2 separate regions of the Homo sapiens genome follow, and region 1 is linked to region 2. A link is a loop called in an ENCODE intact Hi-C map of the cell type or tissue named here. Cell type or tissue: CD4-positive, alpha-beta T cell. All regions are shown on one strand. Region 1 holds the start of SIRPG-AS1 (SIRPG antisense RNA 1). Region 2 overlaps SIRPD (signal regulatory protein delta).

Region 1 (2,500 bases), 76 kb before region 2:
ACTCCGTATGACCAAAATATGTCTTACTTCCCTCTTGTGTAATACCAGGAGGAGTCTCAACTCCAGGAGACTTTTCAAAGGCCCAGGTTCCTCCCACATACCTTATGGTGGTTAGTCTTATCTGCTGGGTCAGTGCTAGGTCACGGATTTTTCCATGTCCCTGTCTGCTGGAAGAGTAAATATAGGAAATGGAGGGCAAAAAATATCTTCTATAATCAGAGATGTATGGAAGGCGTGTGATCATGTCCACAGCTAACTCAGTCATGCATGTACACGCAGTTCCAAATGGAATCCATAGTTGGGTGATCTTATGACTAAAGACAGCATAACAAAACCAGTATCATTATTACAGTTAATACAATTTCAAATTTTTAATCACTAAATTTCATAAAATTATTAAAACAATTCCCTTATATCATCTAAAATGGAGTATACATTCAAATTTTCCTCAAATTTCTTTTATGACTATCTTTCTGTGCACTAAATTTGGTTTTAATTCATATTTAAATGCTTTGCAGTATTTTTCTTTGAAACACTTGGGCCTCAAGAATTTTTGGGGGTGTTTTAAAAGTATAAATTCAATTTCCTCAGTAGTTTAGGGTTACTCATATTATTCATTTCATATTGGGTGAGTTCCGGTAACTCGTGCCTTTTGAAGAATTTTGTGTCCATTTTATCTAAGTTGTCATATTTTTGTGTGTAGAGTTGTTCATAATATCTCCTTATTATCTTTTTGGTGTCTGAAGGGTTATGGCGATATCCCCTGTTTCAACCTCATATCTAAAATATGCCATTTCTGTTTTCTTCTTCATCAGCCTTGCTATAGTTTTTTTCCATTTTATTGGTCTTTTCAAAGGACCACTTTGTTTCCGTGAGTTTTTAAATTGTTTTTGTGTTTCCAGTTTATTCATTTTTTGCACTCTTCTTTTTATTAATTCCTGTCTCCTGCTTGCTTTGAGTTTATTTTGCTCTACTTTTTCTAGTTTCTTGAAGTGGTGATTTAATTGACTTGAGGCTTTTGCTCTTTTCTATGTCATTCCTTTGCCTCCGTTTATGGCTGGGGCTGGTGTTGGGGGATGGGTCCCAGGTGCCTGGCTGCAGGGCTGTCCCTCAGTCCTGAGGCCCCTAGTCAGTCTCCCTTCTTCCTCTCCCACCTTGGAATTTCTCCTATTCCTGATCCTTGTGATGTTTCTAGGGTTCATAGTTTTACTTCTCAGGGAGGTAAAACTGCACCATCAAGACTGGATTGCATTTGCTTTTCAGTTATTCATCCACCCACTGGCTTGGACCAGGACCAGGGCTGGCATTTTTGGGTGCTTTCGGTTTGCCAGATGTAGCATCTTTGCTCAGGTACTAAGGCTGGAAATGCATTTTAAGTTGTCTAGGCTGGCAGGTAAAATGCAAGATGCCTTGTGGTTACATAAGTGCTGCACCAGTGGCGTGGGAGCCGGGTAAGAGACTGTGCACTAGGGTTAGGTGAGTGTTCTGTTTTGACTCACGGTCATTTTGCAGTTTGGCTTTCTCTCTTCAAGTAATACTGAGAGCCAGGGTTGTGCAGAACTTACTTTGTTTTCATTTTTTATTTGATTTGGGGAGGATATTTTATACAGATAAGTAGCTATGCTGCTGCAATTGTACCCAGCAACTCTTAAGTCAACCGAAGATCTTTGAGTGCTTTGACCCAAATGTCCACTCCCACATCTCAGGGTCCCACAACTTCCCCATCAGGGCCCTACCCCAGCATAGCAACCGTTGAAGCTGAGATTCATCCTCCTCTGTGATTCTGCTACTCTTTTAATGATGTCCAGGGCCCAACCCTCTATTCTTTCTGCCCTCTAGCCACAAGAGATAAGAAAGTGCAGTGCTGCCAAGAAGTCCTCTTGCTTTCACGCTGAACCTTAACTCATAATCAATCACTCGTAGCTTCTCAGCATATTTCCCCAAAAAAAATATGCCCAGTGATAGCCATGGAACAAGTTAGTCCTTATAACTACCATTTCCCAATTTGTTTCAAAAGCCTGATGCCAAGGAATTTCCTGCCTGTGGTTACGCCATCCCAGCTTACTGCCAGTGAAAGTTTTATCAATTGCATCCCAGCCATGGTGCCCAGCCCCACTCACTGCCAGCCCTGAGGTCCTCATTGCGAGCTGATGAGTATTCAGGCTTCAAATTTATATTTTAGAGTAAGCTTTACAGACAACTTACCAAGGTCAGTTTCTCTGTAAGGCAGACTAGAGATGGATACAGGAATGCAGGAAGCATCCTGAAGAGCTGTAGGGTCAGCATGCCTCAGGAAATGGGGAGGCAGGACTGTAGGAGGAGCGAGGTGCTGAGCTACAGTGCAGGTAGAACAAAGACCCAGCTGCTCCTGCGGAGGATCCCAAGGGCTGAGAGCGTCATGTAGTGTTTTTTAATTGAGGAGAGAAGCGTGGCCTTCCTATTTTCAATTCAGCCAATCTTTCTTGTGGGCTGTCCCCTAGAAGGAGGAGTGAACTTGGAA
Region 2 (2,500 bases):
GGCAGGTGAGTGGGGCCTCAGTGTATGTGTGTGGTGGGTTCTCCCCTCTGCCTGTTTAGTGAACTCTCCCTCACCTGTTCCCATAGAATTTCTTTTGGGAGGGTTTTCTCCATCTTATCCCAGAACAGGCAGAACTCAGAAGACTACACTGGGATGGTCCCCAATTCTGACAAAGTCTCCCGGTGGCCATGTCTGTTGCAAATCTCTTTGCTCAGGTAAACGACTCACACCTATGGTCACAGGGCGGGGCACAGCATCCATCACAGCTCTCACCCTCCAGCCTCTGGAGGGTGTAATTTATTTTATTTTATTTTTACCTTTACTTATTTTTTTGAGACAGGGTCTCACTCTGTCACCTAGGCTGGAGTGCAGTGGTGCGATCTTGGCTCACTACAACTTCCACCTCCTGGGCTCAAGTGATTCTCGTGCCTCCAACTCCCAAGTAGCTGGGACTACAAGCACGCGCCACCATGCCCAGCTAATTTTTGTCTTTTTTGTAGAGATGGGGTTTCACCATGTTGCCCAGGCTGGTCTCAAACTTATGAGCTCAAGAGTTCCACCTGCCTCGGCCTCCCAAAGTGCTCGCATTATAGGCGTGAGCCACCACACCTGGCCCCTGGCAGATTTTACACTTCTTTCTGTGAAATTCAGTTTTTTATTTCTCTGTTGCCACTGCATTTGGCTGCTCTTAAAAAGTACTGCAAACTGGGTGGTTTAAATTACAGAAATTAATTTTCTCACAGGTCTGGAGACTAGATATTCAAAATCGAAGTGTGGGCAGGGTTGGTTCTTTCTGAGGACTGTGAGGTTGAATCTGTTCCATGTCTGTCTCTGAGCTTCTAGCAGTGGTAGCCTCAAACATTTGTTGGATGGCAGGTGGCACCACCCTCCCTGTATCCTCACATCATCTTACTCCCATGTATGTCTGTCTCTGTGTCCAAATTTCCACTTCCTATAAAAACATCCACCATATTGGATTAGCACCCACCTCAATGACCTCATTTTAACTTGATTTCCTCTGTAACTCTATTTCCAAGTAAGGTCACATTCTGAGCTACTTGTGGTTAAGACTTCAACATATATTTCGGAGGCATACAATTCAACTCATAATAGCCTCAACATGAAATTTTAATAACTTAGATATATTCTTTGTTGGTTTATGTACTGCATTTATATCTGTCTGTGCTTTATACATAGGAAGGGTAACTATAAAGCTTCCTCTTTTTATTCAATGGAGAGTTAAGGATGACTAAAAATATTTAGGTAAAAGCTAACTTAAGATACTTAAAGCTAGTAAAACTCACTTGAATTTTTAACTGTACTTATTGGGTGAGGTACACAGACTGTAAGGTGACTCCCAACTATCCCACCCTTATGTAATCTCAGTTGTGTGTGACATGCTTCTATCTGATAGAATATGGCCAAAGTGATGCACTGTCTCCCCCTTGAGTATGTTAGGTTGTGTAAGATCTATCACACTAGAGTTTTTTTGCAACTTCTGGCCTTAAAGAAGCAAGGAGCCATGTTGCAAACTGCCTGTGAGAAGGCCCACATGGCAATGAACTGAGGGAAGCCCCTAGAAGTTGAGGGCCTCAGTCCTACAACCACAAAGACCTGAATTCTGCCAACAACCTGAGTGAACTTAGAATGAACACTTCCCCAGTCAAACCCCCAGATGAGAACACAGCCCAGCTGGCACCTTGAGTGGAGCTTGGTGAGACCTTGAAGCAGAGAACCCAGCTAAGCTATATCTGAATTACAAATGGACAAAAATTGTGAAATAATTAATATGTGTTGTATTCAGCCTCTAAGTTTGTCGTAATTTGTTATTCAGCGATAGAAAAGGAATATACCGAGTAAGATGGCAAAACCATTCAAAATAAAGTCCTCCATTGTTTTGTAGAACTTATTTGTTTTTAAAGGTGTACAACTTGATGGTTTTTTAAATTTTATCTTGGTTTTAATTGACAAATAATAATTGTATATATTTATGTGGTATAATGTGATGTTCTTATACATGTCTACACAGTGAAATGATCAAATCAGGCTAATTAACATATCCATCACCTCACATACTTATCACTTCTTTGTGGTAAGAACATTTAAAATCTACTCTTTTAGCTAGTTTGAAGTATGCATTAACTATAGTCACCATGCTGTGCAATAGATCACCAGAACCTATTCCTCATGTCTAACTACAACTTTATAGGCTTTGACCAGCATCTCCCATTTCCTTGTCCAACTCTCCACCACCCCAGACCCTGGTAACAACATTCTATTCTTTACTTCTTTGAGTTTGACTTTTTTGGATTCCACATATAAGCGACATTCCACATATAAGCAAGATCATGTGGTATTTGTCTTTCTGTGCCTGGCTTATTTCACACCATAATATCCATGGTGTCATAAGTGACAGAATTTTCTGATTTTCAAAAGCTAAATAGTATTCTACTGCATGTTTGTGTGTGTGTATGTGTGTGTATAATCACATTTTTATTCC

Evidence for each region. A loop is a pair of places that touch in the nucleus more often than their neighbours do. Peaks named below come from ENCODE experiments on the same cell type or tissue, not always from the same donor. Only the 100,000 strongest peaks of a DNase experiment are listed, where the experiment ranks them.
Region 1: it touches region 2 in a loop (2.9-fold over the local background); 7 of 110 quality-filtered maps call a loop at or near these places.

Annotation. Positions count from the first base shown.
Region 1 is chr20:1,631,322-1,633,821 of GRCh38, reverse strand. The region is part of intron 4 of SIRPG (signal regulatory protein gamma); the gene reads left to right. It overlaps SIRPG-AS1 (SIRPG antisense RNA 1), which reads right to left and starts at 314. Exons shown (of 3, transcript NR_110090.1): 1 at 102-314. In CD4-positive, alpha-beta T cell, no CTCF peak of the experiment used is centred here; a DNase peak (open chromatin) is centred at 1,401; H3K27ac peaks cover 2,142 bases.
Region 2 is chr20:1,555,086-1,557,585 of GRCh38, reverse strand. It overlaps SIRPD (signal regulatory protein delta), which reads left to right. Exons shown (of 4, transcript NM_178460.3): 1 at 1-5. Among named protein-coding and RNA genes, the nearest start is that of SIRPD, 1.4 kb to the left of the region's middle. In CD4-positive, alpha-beta T cell, CTCF peaks have their summits at 1,256 and 1,455; a DNase peak (open chromatin) is centred at 1,435.